Regions from separate parts of the Homo sapiens genome. Here region 1 is linked to region 2. The links are chromatin loops, found by intact Hi-C in ENCODE. Cell type or tissue: sigmoid colon. All regions are shown on one strand. Links, peaks and the distances in the headings refer to the core of each region. The heading gives the core; the rest is flanking DNA.

Region 1 (5,000 bases), core at 1-5,000, 140 kb before region 2:
TTTATATCTTCATGGCAACATAAGGCTTTGCCTCATTCTTTTCAACAGCTGCACAATATTCCATGATATGAATGTACCATTACTGATTGAATCAGTCTCCTGCTAGTGGATATACAGGTTGTTCCCAGTTTCGTGCTATTACAAACAACGGTGCGGTACAAATCTGTGTGCTAATTGTTGCTGTGTGCTTATGGGAACATATATGTTGAGTACATTCTTAGAAGTGGAACTTTGGGGCCCAAGGGTACATGGCACTTAACATTTTAATAGATATTTACTTTCAAATCACATTCCCAAAAGGTTGTTCCCATGCATATTTCAGATGGAAATAAATTCTGTCTTTCAAGTTGTACACATAGCTGAGGGTTTTCCTTAAAATACTGTTCATTTTTAAACAGCATATTTTCCATTGAGATCGAATAAACTTGTTTATTTGCTAATTAATTGCCCTTGAAGTTAAATCTCTATTCTAGAAAAGATGTCTGAGAAACCTAGTGGAAAGGCCTCAACAACTTCGTCCCAGCCTTGATCAGAGACATTCACAGCTATGGGACAGGCACATGGCTCTATGCCTTGACTGTGGCTTCATAGACAGCTGTCTTTAAAAACCCTAGGGTAGGACTGAGAAAGCTTTTTTTTTTTTTTTTTTTTTGGTATGTGTAATAATATCATCTTCAATTAGTTCTGTTCAAAGGACATCGATTAAGCACAACTATAGTAAAAGTTTCTCCAGTTCCCTACTCTCTGTCCCCTTATCCTGGTTTCCTGCCTTCTCTCTCCCCTTTTGTGTTTGTTTCTTTTCATACCAGTTATCCTCTGCACCCACTCCTGACACCAGATTGGGTGGCCAGTTCTAGGAACAATGAAACTGATTTCCTACAACTGGAAGGTGGTTCTGGAGAGGGAATTAGCTTTGCCTAAGATTATTATCACGCTGACCCGACTCTATATCTAGATCCTGCCTCCAGTGGGATAGCTGATCTGCTATGACTCCCAAATGCCTAAAGCTCTCCGCCTACTCAGAAACACAGCATCTTCTTTAAAGCTCCAGAAGAGAGAGCTTTTATGGTTAGAGAAGGAGGTTTAAGAAAAGCAAACAAATAGGGCTCAGCCTGAGATACTGGAAGCAACTTGACCTTGATTTACATATACAAGGAACAGAAATAAATTAGATATTAGAATTAAATTAAAATCAAATTTTAATTTAGATTTGTATAGGTAAGACCTATTACAGATGAAGCCAGATACCAAGATATGTTTCAAAAAACATGTGGTTCACATTGCTATTAAATTGTTTATAAATGATCATAGTAGCATCCCAATTACCTTTTAGATTATAGCCAACTTTTTGGGAATTACAGGACTTTTACAAGTATTTTATTTCCCAAATTACCTGCTTATCTGGAAAATAACCCTAGTAAGACCAAGCCCACTCATCCTGAAAACTCATCTTAAATGAAGCCAAGTCAAGTCAGAATAAGATCTGGGTGTCAGCAAAAAGGAAAACAAACAAACAAAAATCAAACCGAACCACGCTAAAATAAAATAAAATAAATTTCCCATTTAAAGTCTGAATCCCTTTGGCTTTGTAAGCTACTGTTACCATACAGAGGCATCTGCCTTAAAATAAAGGAAATAAATCAAGAGCGTAGAAAACCTGTTTAATCAAAACTCTTAATTTCAAATCAGTGTTTCCATAACACATTACAAGCCAGCAGGAAGAGAGGGGAGGCAAAATGTGCAGTTCCATGATGTCCCCAAATAGAATGTTCACAACTGACAGGAAGCACCTGGGGGATTATGATTATTTGCTTTAGAAATTCAAAAATAAATTGTTTTTTGAAATAAAAAGGGAAGAACAAATCGGTTTCTCAGTTCAGGTTGTTTTTAACACTTCACACACATCCATTTTTATAATCCCAATTCAGAAGACAATGAATTCAAGTTAATAATGTATTTAAATTTAAGGATAATGCAGAGAATGTCAAAATAGAAAATTGCAATAGAACAGTTGAGCTGAACTCTGAGGCTCCTTTTCTTATTTTGACTCAAGTTGACCTTCAATATTATAGTACTTTCATTTTTACAGCTCTTTACATATTCTGTAAAAAAGCTTTTAAAAAGTGAAATGAAGATGTTTCTTAACTATTAAATTTCTATTGCCTAACTCTTTTAATTTTTTGAGTCCATTAAGACTTTAGAAGATATTCTTTCTCAAATGTGTCATTTAATTAACAATTTGCTAATGGCCTTGATAGGATTTTTCCATTTTTGTTTTCCAAATCAAGAAATCTCCATGTTCCTTTTATTATTTTCACTTTGTTTCTTTAGATATAATTCTTGTTTTTCCTGGATAATTAGTATAGAATTTATTTATTGTAGAGAACTCTGTTCTGACAGCTGATAATATAAATATATGTTTGACCCACATTACTAGAAAGAATGTTATGTAAGGGAGTTTGTCAGGGAATATCAGCTCTCGAACACTGGGAGTTCAGGGAAAGAAATGAATTTGTAGGTCATTGATCTTTGTGTTTTAAATAAGAATTAACCAAGAATTTTATGGTTACATAACCAGTACATGAACTAGTTTTTACTACATTTTGTTAATACATCGAATTGAATAATCCAATTCAAAACATAGGGTACCAATTCCTCTTGTCAGCAATACTTTGAAAGTAGGGATTTATTGAGAGTTCTTTTATTGCCTTGACTTCCTTACGTTTGTAAACTATGTGATGGGTATTACACTTAGATTTATTAGGGTACTTAAAATCTTGCCAAAATGAAACAATCTCTTTTTGTCATAAGTATTGCCGACTTAAAAGCATTTGTGAGGGGACGGGGGGTGATTTTGCTTTTGGAGTCTTACTCGTTACTGAAAATAAAATATGCTCAGCTTTTTCTTTTTCTAGTAGACATTTATTTTACTGAGTTCCACACTGATAGTTAACTTTAGGAAATGCTTCACATATTTTAACTAATTTTATGATTTAATTTTTAAAAAGGAGGTACATTTTAGAATTTTTTCCCCCTTTTAGATACCTGACTTACGTGTTTCTGAAGATAAATTGCAGATCCAGTCACTATAAATTCAGTTGAAAGACCAATCTTTCTACCCTTCTTTGTTGTTCTGATTTCAGAATTCCAGGCCAGTTTGTTGTCAACTTTAATGTACCTTTTGAGAAATAAATTGAGTCTCACATTTCTTGCATGTGTTTGTGCCCCTAGAGCTGGAATGCTTTTCTTCGGCCAACTGAAAGTAGAGCCTGCTCCTTCTCCTCTCACAGATTAAATCTGCTTTCATTCGTGTTAAATTCAGTTAGTTCATGACCAAAAGAAAAGACGTGCTCTCCTTTTTCTTTTTAATTTTAAACAACCACCATCTATAGTCTTCCTGTAGTTTTTGAGAGCTTCAAGTTATATAGCTATTTTTGACTTTGTGTTTGGTTAATCTAATAGAGTCTACATTTTTGGGAGGCATTTAATTTGTGATTATCCCTTATTGTAGTCTACAGAGTCACATCAACAAAATGAGCTGTTTTATTTTATTTTACTTTACTTTCTTTTCTGGTCTTTTTGTTTTGTAATTTATTTTTAAATTTATTAATTTGTTTTTAATTTTTTTTTATGTGATTCTTCCAGCTACTTTCCAGTAGCAAATAGAGGGCAAAAACAGTCATAATTTTATTGAATTTGCCTCACCCCTGTGTTTGCCCCTGTTCCTACTTACTCACAATTTAATACTTCTCAGAACTTTCACATTTCACCTAGCATGGAAACCTGATTGTTAAATGGTTGGATAGGACAGTGTGTAGGAGAATCCTTGGGATCAATAATAGACATATTTGGGTTTATTTCACAGGTATTAGGCTGTGTTTCTTGACTTTTAGTTGAGTGCTTACTCTTGCCAAATTTTATGCCATGCACTTTACATACATTATTTGATTTAATCCCCATAACACCATGCTTGGCATGAAACCACATAGTCTGTTTACATTTTGCAGATGAAGAAACTGAGGCTCAAAGAAGGTTAAAGTAGAAAGGCATCCCTTTACTAAGTGGCAGAGCCGAGATTTGAATCAGCTTATCTGATTTTAATACCTGATTTAATATTTAATATTTGGGATCTTAAGCTATGCCATGCAGCCTGAGTTACTAACTGGGAAGTCATGGTTATATCAGATTCCTAAGATAAGACTACCAAGAGACCCAGGCCCATGCATTTGATCTCTTGAATGTTCAAAGGAAACTGCAGGGGCTGGGCACAGTGACTCACACCTGTAATCCCAGCACTTTGGGAGGCTGAGGCGGGCAGATCACATGAAGCCAGGAGTTTGAGACCAGCCTGGCTAATATGGCAAAACTCCGTCTCTACTAAAAATACAAAAATTAGCTGGGCGTGTTGGCCTGCGCCTGTAATCTCAGCTACTTGAGAGGCTGAGGCATGAGAATTGCTTGAACCTGGGAGCTGGAGGTTGCAGTGAGCCAAGATTACACCACTGCACTCTAGACTGGGAGACGGAGCAAGACCCTGTCTCAAACAAACAACAACAACAACAAAGCTGCAGGTTCTGCAGGCCTTTCTGCCCTGCACCCTCCACCACCTACTACAAATTGTCTTTCTTCTTGGGGGCCTCACTTGTCTCATCTGTAAAATAGAAGTATTATTTCATGTGGTCTATATCTCTCCTTTAAAAGAACACATTTTTAAAAATTTCAAAAGAATTATAGATCTCAAAGGAAGTTGTGGAGATAGTACAGAGAAGGCCTGTGTACCTGTCACCCAGTTTCCCCCCAGTGGTTGGCTACATCTTTTGTAACTATAGCACAAGTAAACCAGAAAACTGATCTTGGTATAAAGTGTTTGTGTAGTTCTGTGCCATTTTATTACCTGTAGATTGGCGTAACCACCACTGAAATCAGGATACAGAACTATCATTACAAAGATCTCCTTTGTGCTACCCATTTATAGTGACTCCCACATTCCTAACCCTTTG
Region 2 (16,638 bases), core at 4,446-9,445:
TGTTTTATTTTTTTCTTCATATTTTTCTGCAGTATTTATTGGTTTATTTTTGCTCTATACATAGACTCCAGTTGAAAAAAGTATTTAAAAATATATACTATAATTTTCTCAGACTGATAGAACATCTCAACTTGAAGATTAAGCACAGAATTTGGGGATGTTCATCCAGATCTGTATATTTACTTTGCTTTTGTTAGGGAGTATGTAGGTACTTCCTGTACTTATATTTTACTTTTTGAAAGTTGGCACAGGCATGTGCTCACACATACATTATTTCCCACATGTTAGTCCAAGAATTGCCAGGCTTCTATTTCAATGACTGTGTTTAAAGTAATAGTTTGCCAGCGACTTGGTTTACATATCCAATCAGTGTGAAAGTTATGTATCCTTCTCCATAGATACAAGGAAGTCCTCTTTGCCCAATCAGTAGATCAAGAAGGCGAACACCTTCTTAATTACAAATGAGGTTTTAAAAAGTTGGCTTAACAAATATAGCTATGTTTGCTTAACAAATATAGCCATATAGCTTAACGAGTATAGCTAAGGAGACCTACCTGAGGATTCTTCTGGTTTAGAAAAGAATTATTTCTGATAGGGAGACAATCATGTTGGGTGTATTTTAAAATGCTTGATATAATCTTCAAAATTTATTATGAAACAGTGAAATCTGGCCGAGTGTGGTGGCTCACGCCTGTAATCCCAGCACTTTGGGAGGCTGAGGCAGGCAGATCACCTGAGGTCGGGAGTTCGAGACCAGATTGACCAACATGGAGAAACTCCATCTCTACTAAAAATATAAAATTAGCCAGGCATGGTGATGGGTGCCTGTAATCCCAGCTACTTGGGAGGCTGAGGCAGGAGAATCGCTTGAACGCAGGAGGTGGAGGTTGCGGTGAGCCGAGATGGCACCATTGCACTCCAGCCTGGGCGACAAGAGTGAAATTCCGTCTCAAGAAAAAAAAAAAAAAGAAAGAAAGAAACAGTGAAATCTAGTATTTTATATGACATGAGCAATTTGCACAGTGACTTTGAACATTATCCTGACCATCAAAGAACATTATTTAATAAGAATTGTGGACTAAGTAACTTTAGTGTGCATTTTCAGTGTCTCTAAAGATTTGGGCGCAGAGTTATGAGCTCCATTTGGTTGAACTGGTAGTTTTAGAAACAGATTTTTAAATTACTTACCAAATGTAAAAGGAAAACACTTGTATTGAAAACACTGGTTGCAGATCGTTCTAAAGGCCATTTGGGACAACAGAACAAGGCAACATCTCAGAGAAAATGGTTAGTAATGGGCTCTTAGAGATGGTGTCTTAATGCAGTAGTTATTTTGAATTATCTTTAAAATGGTTTTTTGACCCTGTTCTTCTGTTTTGACATTCTCCTTTGAAGGCATACAAGTTATACTGATGATATTTGAATAGTGGAACTCTTGTGTAGCAGTTAAGAGGGTGCATTTTAGAGTCAGACAGACCTGGGTTAAAATCCAGGCTCTACCACTTAGTCGTTTTTTGAGCTTTGGCAAGTCACTCTAGTCTCTCTAAGCTTTAGTTTCTTCATTTCAAAAGTACAGACCTGACAGAGTTGTTGAGAGGATTAAATGACATAATTTTTGTAAAGAGCATAACTGCCTGGCAGATTAAATGTTCAGTAAGTGGTTGCTCTTTTTTCATAAGTAGTCCAATTTCTTTTAGAAGATTTTCATAATAATATGTAGTGTAATGGAAAGAATGCACACTGTCTTGTCTAATAGACCCAGATTTGAACACTGGTTCTGCCCTTAACAACCTCCTAACCTTGGGCAAATCATTCTGCTCTGTGCCTCAATTTTCTTCCCCAAGAAATGGAGTCATAATGCTGACCTTTTTAGGGGTTGTAAGGATTTGAAGTGATATAGGCTAAGTGTCAAACTCTATGCCTGGAGGAAAGTCAGTATTCAATGAATGGTTACTATCATTATTGTTATAAAGCTAATAAATATCAAAGAACATGTTAAGGCTTTTAATATTTTTCCTCTTCTCTTTTTTATCTTTAGTTGTAATTCTTTAAGAAATTGGGTACACATAGCTAAGACTGTGCAGTATAAGAAAAGTGTTAATAAGTTATATAAAAATGTATTCTAATACTACATTTGGTAAACAAAGAATAAGAATCTGTAGGTAGGGATTATATGAGTGGAGAAGGATGTGTACTTAGGGCTTGGCTTTGGGGTGCGTGTCAGAGACTAGTGTATGAGGAAGAAGAAGCAGGAAAAGGCAGTGTTTCATTTCTCACAATCGCCCCTCTCACCAGCCACACTGAAGAGGTGATGTCATGGGCCTCTGATGCTGTGCTTGCCCCCATCACCCAGCCGTCTGGAATAGCTGCTGGAGGTGCCCAGTGTGCCAGCACTGAAGGAAGGCCTGGCTGCTTGGCAAGCATTGGTGATGCTGTGACATTGAGTTCCTGGGGAGGCTGCCTGCTCAGGTGGACTGCCACATGCTGTATGTCTTGCTTCATATTTGCACAATATGGTGCTTGATGTGATTCATTCATCCATTCATCCATCCTTTGTTTTTTTTTTTTTTTGAGGCAGCATCTCACTCTGTCACCCAGGCTAGACTGCAGTGGTGATCAAGGCCCACTGCAGCCTCAATCTCCTAGGCTCAATCGATCCTACACCACAGCCTTCTGAGAAGCTGTTACTACAGGCATGCGCTACCACACCCTGCTAAATTTTTATATTTTTTGAGGAGACAGGGTTTTGCCATGTTGCCCAGGCTGGTCTCAAACTCCTGGGCTCAGGCCATCTGTCTACCTCAGCCTCCCAAGGTGCTCGGATTACAGGCGTGAGCCACCTGCCTGGCCTGTCCATCCTTTTTTCCCTTCCTCCCTCCTTCCCTTCCTTTCTTTTTTTCCCTTCTTGTCTTCCTCCCTCACTTTCTTTTATCCAGCCATCCGTCTGTTCATCAGTCCATCCATCTGTCCATCCATCCCATCCATCCGTCCATCCATCCATCCATCCGTCCATCCATCTTCTAGGTCCTAGGTATAGTAGTAAAATAGTCAAAGTCCCTTCCCTCAAGGAGCTTACATTTTAGAGATTCAAAGCATTTTCAAATGTATTATTTCATTTGCTTTTTAAAACAAGTATGTGAATTTTGAATTTTTTAGTATTTTCATTTGCTAGATGAGGAAACAAAAATATTTTGAGATTAAATGACTTACTTGGGATAATAATGCTATGAATAAAACCCATTATTTTTTATTTAGAACTCTTTTATCTATACCACTTTTGTATTCTAAACAAGTTTTTCATTAATGAAACATGTTTTCACACTGTGTTTTTCTCAATACTTCAATCATAGGTAGCCAAGGGAATTTTAAAGAACATTAAGTGCACTCAACTGAGCTGCTTTAACCTTTCAATATGTTCCCGCTGCTCTTAGAATGAGATTTGAAATCCAGAACACCACTGCATCATCAGGCCAGTGCTTCCTTCCCAGCTCTGTCTCCGGACCCCGTCCCTCGTATTGCCTGTCTTCTGCAAATGCTAGCCTTCTTTCCTGACCTCAGAGGTATTGTGTTCTTTCCAGCTTCAGCCCTTTGTATGCACTGTTCCCTCAGCTTGGAATCCTCTTCTCTGTTTCCCTCCTTGTCCGTCTTCCCCCTATCTTCACCAAGCTAATCCCACTCAACTCACAGATCTCAGCTTTCATGCCACTTCCTAGGGGAGGCCTTCCTCATCCCCCTGCCAAGGTTAGGTCCCTGTACCATATGTGCTTTCTCATAGCACCCTGTGATTTTCCTTAATGACTCACCTATCACAATCCAGGATTTTGTTGACTGTCTGCCTCCCCTTCCTGTAAAGGTTAGAGGGTAAGCTCCATGGGGGCAGAACACTAGTTATGTCATTTTCACCGCTGTTTCCCTGGCTAGCACTGGGCCTCCTGTAGGCCCTCCAAAATATGCAAATAAATGAATGAACAAACACCCTGGCAGCATGGAAACCCAGAGCGGCACAAGCGAGTTCAAATGCTTATGGTTTGTTCCATCTCACTTCCCTCTAGGATGTGATTTTAGCAGTGTAGGCAGCTTACGAAATGGGGCAGGTTTCTTGTGTTTTACTAATGTGTAAATAAAGATAGAGTAACTCTTAAGATATGGAAAGTTTGTAAAGTGGCAGCAAAAAGTGACAAGGTGTGGGGATCCAAATACAGAGCCTAGGGAAAATAGAATAAACCAAGTTGTTTTTATGTCTCTTTTCCATTAGACTGTGAGCAAGCTGAAGTCGAGTCCCAGAACTTATTTATGTTTATATCCTCAAAGAGACTATAGTGCCTGGTTCATCGTAGCTGTGGAATAAATGTTGAATGAATGAATGATACACCTCTTACCTTTGAAGCTGACTTCTTGTGTTCTTCATGCTGACATTAGAAATAGGAAAAGTCAGTCGAGTACAGTAGTTCAAGCCTGTAATCCCAGCACTTTGGGAGACCAAGGCGAGAAGATCGCTTGAAGCCAAGAGTTTGAGCCCAGCCTGGGTGACAAAGTGAGACCCCATCTCTACAAAAAGAAAGAAAAGAAAGAAATTGGAACCGTATTATTTGTAGAAAAAATACTAGATCTAGAACCAGAGACACCTAGGTTAAAACTGATTTAAAATGAGAATAATTATTCCTACCAAGTGGAGTTGTTGGGAGGGTGGTATACATATAGATGGTGTATATAAAGTGCATAGCAAGCTGGTTGTGGTGGCTCAGGCCTGTATTTCCATCTAGTAGGAGGCCGAGGTGGGATGATCCCTTGAACCCTGGAGGCGGAGGTTGCAGTGAGCTGAGATCACGCCACTGCACTCCAGCCTGGGCAATAGAGGGAGACTCTGTCTCAAAAAGAAGTGCATAGCAAGCACCAGGCACATCTAACAGCTCCTCAGAACATTTAAGCTCCCCTTTTTTTGCTTCTTTCCCTTTGGTATAATTTTAGAAAGACTTTTGGGGAGCATGACATATAAATCATTAAAAAAGAGAGAGCCTCAAAGCAGAATCATGGCAATTGAGCTAGATTTGTATTTATCAAAGCAAGCATGATGCTGGGATGCTTAAATAACAGTACAGTACATTGCAAAGGAACTAGGGAATAATGTTCCTATTATTTTTGTCCATGGTCAGCCTATTACTAGAAAAGAGTGACCACATTGATTTCTAAAGTCCTTATATTCAAAACTTTCTGTGCTGACCACCATCATTTATGTTTTTCCCATCTCTACTTAAAAACGTCAACTAGCCCCAACTTTTCCTCTAGTTATTTCTTTTATTAGATTTATTCTGTTCTCCACAATAAAATCTATCTTCTGTTCCCATCCATGACAATTCAAGTAGTTATAATGGGTGGATATAGGGTATGATAAATGTTGGTAAATCCACTGAGTTCCTTGAGTTCCACATTGATGTCTTTTAGGATGTGACTAGGGGTAGGCTAAATATTTTCTAGTTTCTCAGATCCTACCCCTGGTCTAATTATGATATAGAGGCCAGATTAGTGTCACCAGTTTTTCTTTCTCTTCTGAATGTAGAGCAAGAGCAAATGATTGCAGATAACAGCATGAGAAACTTAGGATCAACCACCAGCATCTAAGTGAGTCTTGTACTAGGCTCATTCCAGTTAAAAGCTGTAAATCATTTCATAGCCACATCAGTTTAGTTCTCTTTTATAGAACTCATTATGTGATACAAAATATGCAAGGCACTGGAGATACAAATACAATTATTTCCTCAAGGAACTTTGAGTTGAGCAAACATGGTACTGTCTGGTGAGACCAGACATATGAGCAAACATAGTACTTCTCTGGTGAGACCACATAGAGAAATGTACAAGGGGTAGAGGAGGCAGTGATGACTACTGGTCTGGGATAGTTGAGGGAAGGTGGCATAGGCTGCCTATTGAAGAATAAATTAGAGTTTGCTATGTGAACAAGGTTGCAGAGGGAATAGTATATGGAAAAACAGGGAGATGTGGACCCATATATTTTGTGCAGAGATGTCCAAGTACTTAGATATTACTATATTGCAAGTATGAAGAAAGCTTTTTTTGAGATCTGACAATGCCAAGGTAGGTTATGGACTCTCTTTGGAGTCCCCAAAATAAAAATAAAACATTCACATCTGCTAAAGATAGCTTGAATGGTATTTTTGCTAAAGGCAGAGTCATATACTGTATGTGCCAGATAAAAGTCAATGTCTATTATGTAAACATTGAGATTACATTAATTAATTTAAAAGAAAGGATTCAAACTTAGTACTAATCTGCATCTGGAGAACTAATCTGGTATGTGTTATTTTCAAGTCACCCAACTAAAGCAGTCTGTTGTATGGAACTCTGCTCCCTCTTAGTCAAACAAATGCAACCATAAAAAGCAGTGCAAATTCAGTGTCACCTTTTCTCCATGGGATTGGGTGGTTTCTTTTGGAGCAGAGAGAGTTTCCAGAGAATCAATATAGTAGCCAGAAGAAAAGTGGAGGGTGGCCTTACCTTGTCCACTCCGTGCTGCCTGAGGGTGAAATGGAACCTCGGATGTTGTACACCTTTAAATTGTCCATGTTGCCTGTTTCATAGCCTTCCCGGGCCAGGGAGCTGTGTAGTCAGTTTATAGTTCTAAGAACCAGAGCAGGACTGCTGTGCTTGTAATTGCATGCTTTTTATGGAACAGGCAATGTTGTTTAGGGAATTTGGGCAGCTGGAACCTGCCACATTAGCAATTTGGACTGAGGAAGAATTTCAGGGTGATAAAATAAAGCTCATTATATAAATTCACTTGGGTATTTAGGAGGCTGAGAAGGGAGAGGATGAGAGTATTCCAAAGGCAAGCAGGAGAGTTTCATAAACAGGTCCCTTTCTATTCGTTTTTACTGTAAGTGTTGAATTGAGCTAGGAGGATCACATGGCCCATTTTGCAAAGGGCAGTCATGTTCTGCTGTTTCTTAGCTGTTTTGTCAGTTGGAACAAAACAACAGCGCTGCTCATTTTTTGCAGGGTTAGAGGAAAAAGGAAGGACTGGCCGAAGAATGGGGTGGGGAGCTGGAGAAGAGAAGGGCCAAAAGTGTCAGACTGTGGGGATGAGGACCTGAAGGAGGCCCATGAGACCTCAGGCATGGGCCCTGGAACTCTGCCTTTTTGAAGCCTGTTGACAATCTCACCCTAATTTAACCCTTTGTGGAATTCTTCCATGAGATGCAGTTGCCATCATCAGGCTTCCTAGAGAATTGAGCCTGCCCACTCTGTTATGAAGTCTACCCAGAAGAGCTGGCAGAGTAGGCCCCTTCACTGGGACTGCAGCAACACTGACCAAAGCAAATCCTTCTCTTGGAAGAAACAAACTCATTCCTCACACCTGCCTCACCCCGCTCCCACCGCCACCCCCTGCACCACACGCCAGCCCTTAATAAAAACTAAAACTGATGTCATTGTAACCTTTGGTTATTCTTTTTTGTGCGTAAAGTGTCAACCTCCTGTTTTATTCTCATAAATAATGGAAATCTTAACTTCATTTCAGAAAATCACAAAAGATAACAGGGACCCTATTCAAACAGAATAAAAATAATTAGTAAGTCACAAACTCTGACTAGAAAGAAAAAGAGAAGAGAGAGAGGGAAGGAGAAAGAAAGAAGGAAAGAGAGGGAGAGAGAGAAACGAGGAAAGGAAGGAAGGAAGAAAGTGAAAGAAGAAAGTCCTCTTGTTGGTGTTAAAATGTGTCTTTAAGGGGAAACTTATCATTTAGGTTACTAATGGTTTCTTTCTTCATCATTTTAATTTCCATTAATAAAATGTGACTTTGAAAGGATGCAGGGAGTTTGGGAATAGAGAGTTTTATTTTTATTTGTTTATTTTTTTTCCCCTTCTCCCAGCAAAATACACAGGTATCTGACTATGTAGAGACACGAAGCCACCTATCCTGACCAAACTTGGCAGTGGTCAGGGGATAGGAGGAAGTGTAGTGCCATGGGATGGGCACCAGCCCTGATGAACTCGACTTTCTTTCCATTTCTCTCCTGCATCCAAATGTTGAGGAGACTTTGAGTAGTAGTGTAGCCTCTTTTCCTTTTAAAAATCTGCACCCTGCTTATTTCCAATACAGATATGAGGTTGGTACCCACTAATCTTAACAGGATATATATATATATATCTAAAGTATATAACATATTATTTAAAAACTAATGTATTATTTAGGTTTTATTAAATTATCCTGTTTTTAGGCTATGCTGATGGGCTAAATTTGCCTAAACTCCTGAGATTTAGATTCTCATTTATTGGCATTAGAGGAGTTCCTAAAAAAAAAAAGCTATTAAGATTAAATATCATAAAAATCTTTCTAGGAAAATATAATCAAAAGCATCAAGGCTGTCTCCTACAGTTAGTGGTTTCTATTATTTTGGTTCTCAGAGCTATGACAATGTCACTGGATTTCAAGAATTCAGAAAGACAAAAAGAAAACTCATAATTTTGAAATGGGGAAAGGGAAAGATCTTGGACATAGTCTTCTGTTTTTAAAATAGTCATTCTCATTTTAAAATAGGAAAAAAATTATTTTTCATTTAACAAAGCAAAAAACCCAGTCTGTACTTTTAAATTAATGCAAACATCAATATTTTATAGGGAGAACATTAATAATCATTGTGGAGCCCATTAATCACAATTCTGCTTTTGATTTATTGTAAATATGCCTCCCATTTTCCTCCTCATTACCAATCACCTTCTTTAATTATAAGAGGGCTTTCATTAAAACTTTTGAATCATTTATTTTGGAGCACCTAACTTTAGAAGACATTTATTGATTTTTATAGCATAAAATACAAATGTTTTTATTTTAGAAAACATCATAAACTAAAACTTTATTGGAGGAGTTTGGCTAAAGATTCAAAAATATATAGAAGTAAAAATATATTTAAAACTGCACAGTTTTTACAACAGCATGTATGGCATTTGGATTCAGAATTTTAACTAGCAGTAACCTCATCTGTTTAGTAATGAATTTTAAAATAGAAAAAAAATCTGCCAAAACAGACCAGTTGTTTATTAGCTATTTAACTTTGATGAGCTGAAATGAGATAGTGAAGCAGAATAATTAGAACAACTTTTTTTCTCAACATCTAAATATTTCTCTTTTTCATTAACATTTCAGTTAAGTTTGAAGAAATTCCAAAAATGAGATTCTCATTAACTAAAAGGAATTCTAAGGGTTATAAGCCATCTACATTTTTTCTATGACCTGAAGACTTTTTTTCGAAAACCAATTTTGGGGGAGGATTGTCAGATTTACCTAAGGTTTTGGTTTTTAATTTAAAAAAATTTAAAGAAACTATCTTAGTGATTTTTGTCATCATTTTTATTTGTTGCCATGATTAATATATGGAAATAAGATAAATTGGATTCTATTTCTGTGAAAGCCATATTCTTAACATCAATGCCTACCTAAAAAATATACGAGTCACACTTGATCATTCAGAATCATTTTGAAATTCTCTGGTAATCTTTTAAAAAGCCAGCGTTGACTAGTATTATGTGGCTAGTTATATTTATTACAGCAGTCTAGTTATTGTTTGTGTAACTATAGTTTTTTTCTAATAGAAATAAAATGTCTATTTGCAGGATAAAAAGAAGTATGTATATTTGATGATTTTGTTGTAGAAAATACTTAATACCTTTTAAAAGCTGTTTGACTTTCGGTTTTAAAACAGCTGTGTAGCTTGGTGAGTCCTGCAGATTCCGGCTTTCTCTGTGGCCTTTGAGCCAAGTAATTTTTTGCAACATTTTCCTTTGCTTTCTTATAAACACTCAAAAATTATACTTGCTTTTCCTGAAGGCCAGCTATTAAGTTAGAAAGCACCAAAGGTGTTATGAAATTGCCCTTTATTTTTTCGTACATCAGGGAGGAATGATAGATTTTGTGTATCTCTTGTGTGTCATTAGAACAGAAATATTTAGGGCTGCTAACTCCCGGAGTTGTGTACTTACCCTTATTACAGATGCAATGATTTTGTCTGACTGCATTGCTTTAAGATGAGTTTTATTGCTTTCATGCTTAGGCAAGGATATTTAATTTTATTTGTGTTTAGAGTATCTTGTTGTAATATACTTCTCCCCCATCTTGTGCTCCTAAATTTGGGATAAGCATAGAATCCTTTTAAGAATGTAGGTTATTTTCCAGTTTACTAGAAAGCATGACACATATAAATTAGCGACTAAGGATTATAGCGTCCTTTCCTAAAGGTTATCATGAAAAAAAGTTAAAATGTCAAAGAAGATCCTACTCCAGTAAAAACAATTTACTCTGTAAAATCCTGATACCTCATAGGAAGCTTTGGATCTTGTTCTCAGCTACCAAAATTCTTTAAATATGAAAGTTAACATGACAGGAAAGTGGAATACACTCTGTGCTGAAGACCCACTGTTCAAGGTGTGTGGTTATTAATCTGGGTTTGAATTTACAAATTATATGGTCTGATTAATTTGTAGATAGGGGTCGGTGGAGGTTAGACGATGGGCTTTAGAACAAAGAGGCTGATAAAATACTACTCACAAGCCTTTCTGCTTGTTTGTGACTCTCTGGAAATGCCATTAGATAGTTCTCATAGCTATGGTCAAAATAAGTAGGCTTAGAAATAAAAGACATTTTCTCCCCTGTAAAAGGAGGCGGCTGGCCTGTGCTCTTTCTAGGCTCTTCCCAGAGACAGCAACCTCGGCTTCTGAACCCTTAGTGCTCATTCTATGCTCCACCGCGTCTCCTCTACACGCCATGATCTTTGTTATCTGATTTGCTAGCCATTGTTATGGAAAGTTCTCGACTGTAATGCAAAAAGCTCAGCCTTGGGTCCTTGCTAATGTCAGCAACCCAAAGGCGCCCCTCAAACCACCTCGAAAAGAAAAATCCTTTAAAAGATGTCAAACTCTCCTTTCATGTTAGCCCAAAATGAAGTTCCCGAGCAGCATCTGGCAGAGCAGGGTAATTCAATCTATTTTAATGCAAAGATTTTCCAAGAAGGCAGGAAGCCGTCAAGGAGAAGGCTTTGAGGCATCTGCTGTTTTGTTTCCAGATCCCTTGTGTTAATTTAATGTTTCTAGGGAACCCGGCTCTTTCTTTTTTCTCGGAATCCCTGCTCTAGGAACTGGTGAGTGCGGGGGCGCTGTGGGAGCTGCAGATAAGCCAGCGCTTGGCCGGGCACCCGCGGGCCGCGCAGCGGGGCAGGGAGGCGCGCGGCCCCAGCCGCCCTAGGGCGCCGGCTGCCTCTGCGGGCCCCGGCTGCCCAGCCCAGCGCGGGGAGGCGGCGCCGACTGCCGGGGGGCGCCTGCAAGACCTGTTTATTTGCATTTGTCCAATTTGGCTCAAGTGAAAGGTAAATACGGAGCGATCAGCTTGTCCTCACTCCAGCAAAACCAGGGAAACTCAGCTCCATCTCCAGGAAACAAACCCAACCCAAACCTGAGTGAAACGTAAATCTTGCATAAACAAACACGTTCTTTTGCTTCTGGGAAGGAACACCGGAGAAATGGGCATTCCTTCCGACTGCCCGCCTCCCACTGTCGGTAAAAATGAGCCGTCACAGGTTGCCGGCAATTTCTTGTTGTGTCCCGAGCCATTCCGCGGATCTTGTTTTGAAGGGGCGAGTCAGGTGTTTGTGCGGCTCCAGATCCTGAACAGGTTATGCGCTGGGTCCTTCCTTATCAGGAGGGGGGTCAGGCTGCCCTCCCATTCTCATCTTCCGCCCCAGACCAGAGGCTACACCAAAGTTCACTTTTGAAAAGAAATCCTGCAGAATTAAAAATAAATGTCTGCCCTTTAAAATAGTTTCGTTTTAGTATTATGCATATTTCTGTTTAGGAACTTGTAATGCTAATAATTTATGTTGCTATGACAATTGTCCTGCATACCTAATATTAAATTTAATGAATTAATGTGGCGTATAGAGTAATAGTAACTTAACTAGTACTCCGATAATGCCAGTATTCCCTGTGTTACTAAGTTAATGGAATCAGAATTTTGGAGTTACAATATAGAGGTTTTTTAGGCCAATTTTTCTATGGGATTCTAGGGATCTTTTTATAACATTTCTGCTTTTCGAAGCAGTCTATACCATTGCTGGAGAGCCGTAATTACTAGGATGCTATTTCTTTTTGTTTGTTTGTTTGAGACAGGGTCTTGCTCTGTCATCCAGGCCGGAGTGCAGTGGGTCCAACTCAGTTCACTGCAACCACCACCTCCTAGGCTTAAGCGATCCTCCCACTTCAGCCTCCCCAGCACCTGGGACCACAGGCCCTCGTCACCGTCTGGTTAAGTTTTGTATTTTTTAGTAAAGATTTGGTTTCGCCATGTTGCCCAGGCTGGTCTCGAATAGAACATTATTCCTTATAGTAAGCTGAATTCCCTGTGTAATTATTCTTACTGTCCCTTCAATAATAAAAGCCTAAAATTATTCTTACTCATATATTTTAGTGAGGGTGGTGCATGCTTGAAGACCGTGATGAGTGTTCTCTTCTTATATTCAGGGCAACTATGATCACATATTGGGCTCCAGATCCTTGCTTTATGCATCTTCTTTTGAATTGTTTAGAAACAATGGCAAAATTTCCAATTTCAAGGTAGTGCTTGAAATTATGCAATAAAATGTTATGTTAGCAACATTTTTTTTTATTTTAAAAATTCCTTTGATTATTTCACACTTATATCCTGTTCTCTGTTATGGTAGTTTTGTTTTCTATTTTATTTTTAGTTTCTATGTAATTTATTGTGCTTTAGCTGAAATCACTAAATAAAGATAAATGAGTTTAACAGACTCTTATGTGCTCATTTTTGGTTCTTTTTTGCTTTACCCCTTGTATTCGTTTTCTATTACGGGCATAACAGATTACCACAAATGTAGTGGCTTACCATATCCATTTATTTTCTCATCATTTCTGTGGGTCAGAAGCTTGGCACAGGATGGCTCTCCTGGCTTCTGTGCCCAGGGCCTTCACAAGGCTGAAGTAAAGGGAGCAGCAGGCCTGGACTTGTACCTGTAGGCCTTCCAGGGGAGAATCCACTTCCAGGCTCACTGGCAGAATTTAGTTCCATGTGGTAGTTGTACTGGGGGCCCAGTTGCCTTTCTTGGAGAGCACTAACTGCTGGCTGTTACCAAGGGTCTTCTAGAGGTTGCCCATCTACATCTTCAAAGGCAGCCACAGTGTGCAGAATTTGCTTTAGATTTCCCTGCCTTCCCCTAATGTGTTTCTCTTCTACTTTTAAAGGGCATGTGATTACAGTGGCCCAACTGGATAATCCAGGCTAATCTCGCTAGTCAACTTATTAGTAACCTTAATCACACTTGCAGTGTCCCTTCATAGCAGTACCTAGTTAAGTGCATGATTGAATAACTGGGTAATGGGACTTCTCGGGAGAGATCTTTGACATTCTGCTTACCATACCCCTCTGGGTACCACTTTGTTGTGATGGTAACCTCATAAGCAGCCATTTAAAAGAGATTTTAAGCATCTTAATTTTGAAAATTTTGCAAGGTAAAATTAAAATAAATCCAAGTAACATCAAATATTACTTATACATAATTCTAGAGGTTTAATAAAAACAATAAACATTCACCATAAGTAGTTGTTGCTTTTAAAACCCAAAGTTTTTCTACCTTGCAAAATCTTCCTTGATTTTCTTGTTTTGTTTTGGTATCACAATAGATCAGTTTCTAGTACCACCACTATATAAAATAAAAATAATAATTGCATTTTAAAAAGAATGGTTTTCCTCTGCACTCTGATTTTAACCATGGAAAGTTTTTGGTATATTCAAATATAATTCTATTAGATTCCAATTTTGAATAAGAAACTGGGTTCCCTGACCTAGCTGCCACTTACTCATATCTAAAATGTACTTGAATTTGCAGCTTCCAAGTTGGGCACATGTAAACCCCCTCTTCACTTCTTATAGAGCTGCATAATTCTTAAAGCTTGTGGTGACGGGAGGGCACACTTGCTTATACGTCCAAATTTACTGTTTATGGATCTCGATTACTGTTTTCTACTTAAATTCTAATTTTTCTCATTCATTAATTTTAACTGGACAACTATTCAGAAGTATGAATTACATATGGGCAAATTCTAGTGCTTTGAAATTACTGGAAAAAAAATAAATGGATGATCAACAGATGCAAGGAACAGAAAATGTTTGGCTTTTAGGGGAGTTTTATGAATACTCTTTTGGACTTCCCCACTTCCTTTTAGTAACTCCAATGTCTTCCAGTAACTCTAGCAAGGAGGAGGCCCAGGGAGAGAAATGGGGATCTCACAGTCTCATACTAGGAAGCTGTGCTATGGGGAAGTGACTGGTGGTCTGGAGATGTGAGGTAGAGGCATAGGCAGCAGGTATGTTGACACTTGAAACCAGTACCTCCTCAGCCCTTGCGGGAAATGTGATAATCCAATCTTAGCCATATATCTCAGGTGACTCTATATCTGAAACGTGCAATGTAGGTAAGGTACTTCTGTTGTTTCTCCTAATTTGTGACTATTTTCATATAATGAATGATGGTCGTGGGCATTTTGGTATAGAAGGTTTTAATTATGGCTCAGTATTTGTGTAATTAACCAAGTGGAATGATTTAGAGTTCTGATATTACTGAAGTCTTTACAGCTGGAAGTCAATGGATCCATGCCAGTACATTATTAAGTATACAATTACTTATTTGCCTATTTATCCCTTCTCCACCTTATTACAAAAAGATATTGAGGAAACTTACACACATACACACACTATTACCACCACCACCTAAAATGAATAGATGAAATTAAGGTAAAGGGAAAATAAGGCTAGGAGAAAAATAACCATGCTAGGATGAATAGGGTTAGGGCAAAGAACATGTAATATAAAATTCTATATGGGGCTAGAGCTAGGCTGTAAATTTGGCTCTGGATTTTCTAGCAGCCAAAACAAAAAGAGAGAAAATTAATGAGCTACAGGATTCACCATATTCATAAAATGATTAAAGAAGATTGGGATTTTCCCTTGAACCCATCTTGTTTGAAGTGGGGGCATTTGATGCTTTCTTTCTGCTAGAAAGGTTAACTCTGAGTTGCAATAAAAATCATAAAAACACAACTTTGGCAGAAACATAAATGAACAGTATGACAGAATGGAAGCAGTTCACAGGATTTCTAATATTACCTCTCTTTTCCTCGGTCCACATTCTAATATTCCAATATGCTCCTCAGCACACAGAGTGGTCCAAGAAGATTGGCCATTCTTTCCGGAAGTTGGACTTCCCTGAAGATTATGTGGGAATGGGACGTGGAACCTGATAATTTTTTTTGCAGAATGAAAACTTTTATCATGAAGAATTTTTCTTTATTGCATACTTTTATACAGTTAGGCCCCAACCCGGGAATTAGTGGTATTCCAAAAGTTCCTTTTTAAGTTGCTTGTTTGAAATTAAGAATGTATTTCCCTCCAAAAATGATGTTGGCTACAATCTAATTTCAGACTTGCGATGAACCCAAGGTTCAAAGAGGTTAAATCTGAATAAATACAGTTCTACAATTCTGTATTCAAAGCCATTGAGACCAGATTTTGCTGAATTTGGATTTTTTTTTTTTTTTGAAGAAGGAAAGAAGGATAATATTGTGCATGTACCAGTCATATAGCAGTGTGGTCTGGAGCAGGATCCTATAATCAAGCACATTAATATTTCTGCAGTGAAACTGATGAATATTCACACGCAGTGGATAAATAAAAACTATAAATAGCCTCATGTCAGTTCAGGTCAGGTTTGTCACCAAATGAATTCAGGCCAAATGAGTTCAGGTCAGGTCAGGTTTTGCTGCCAAATGAATTATAAAAAAAAAAGAATGGTTTTCACCACTTTTGGGGTTTCAGATTAGTGGATCTTTATTACACTTTTTTTAAAATAAAAAGGCACTAGTATTATAAACTTTAACCACAATGTAATGTTATTTTATGGAAAAACGTATTGAATTCCTATTAAGGAAGCCAATAAGTCATTGCTGTATTGCGGCCCTGTAGCAAAAATGGAGTGTTTCCATCAGGCTGGAGTCAGAGCAGAAAAGGACCTCCTCTGTAACCCAGGAGAGAGAGGGCTCTTGTCAGGCAGGTACTGGTGATAGTATTGGGAGACCTAGGGCTGGGAACTGGGGAGGGGCATGAGACAGGGAGACGGGAAAGCAAGGGTGAGTATTATTCTTTTCCTTCTCCCTTATTCATTTCCCTACTTTTTCTCTTTTTTTCCTTCCTCTTAATTTTTCTTCTTCTTTTTTTTTTTTCAGATGTAGTCTTGCTCTGTTGCCCAGGCTGGAGTGCAGTGGTGCGATCTCAGCTCACCACAACCTCCACCTCCCCGCCTCCCAGGTTCAAGTGATTCTCCTGCCTCAGCCTCCCAAGTAGCTGGGCCTACAGGCATGCGCCACAGTGCTGGCTAATTTTTGTATTTTTAGTAGAGACAGGGTTTCACTATGTTGGCCAGGCTGGTCTCGAACTCCTGACCTCGTGATCTGCCTGCCTTGGCCTTCCAAGGTGCTAGGATTACAGGCGTGAGCCACCACTCCTGGCCTAATTTTTCCTTCCCTTTTAATGCTAGGGCAAGGAGCATGGCAGTGGTGTCAGGTGGC

What was found. Hi-C counts contacts between places; a loop is a spot of excess contacts. Peaks named below come from ENCODE experiments on the same cell type or tissue, not always from the same donor. Only the 100,000 strongest peaks of a DNase experiment are listed, where the experiment ranks them.
Region 1: it touches region 2 in a loop (6-fold over the local background); 36 of 110 quality-filtered maps call a loop at or near these places.

Annotation. Positions count from the first base shown.
Region 1 is chr12:93,592,287-93,597,286 of GRCh38, forward strand. It overlaps a transcript of SOCS2 not described here. Among named protein-coding and RNA genes, the nearest start is that of SOCS2, 22 kb to the left of the region's middle. In sigmoid colon, for the core only: no CTCF peak of the experiment used is centred there; no DNase peak of the experiment used is centred there; H3K4me3 peaks cover 1,710 bases.
Region 2 is chr12:93,731,186-93,747,823 of GRCh38, forward strand. All of the region lies in intron 2 of CRADD (CARD and death domain containing adaptor protein), which reads left to right. CRADD-AS1 (CRADD antisense RNA 1) reads right to left here and starts at 6,638. Exons shown (of 3, transcript NR_110092.1): 1 at 6,514-6,638; 2 at 4,380-4,548. RefSeq lists enhancers at 10,133-11,089, 11,090-12,046 and silencers at 11,133-11,302, 11,333-11,422. In sigmoid colon, for the core only: no CTCF peak of the experiment used is centred there; DNase peaks (open chromatin) are centred at 6,616, 7,036 and 7,326; H3K4me3 peaks cover 4,161 bases; H3K27ac peaks cover 834 bases.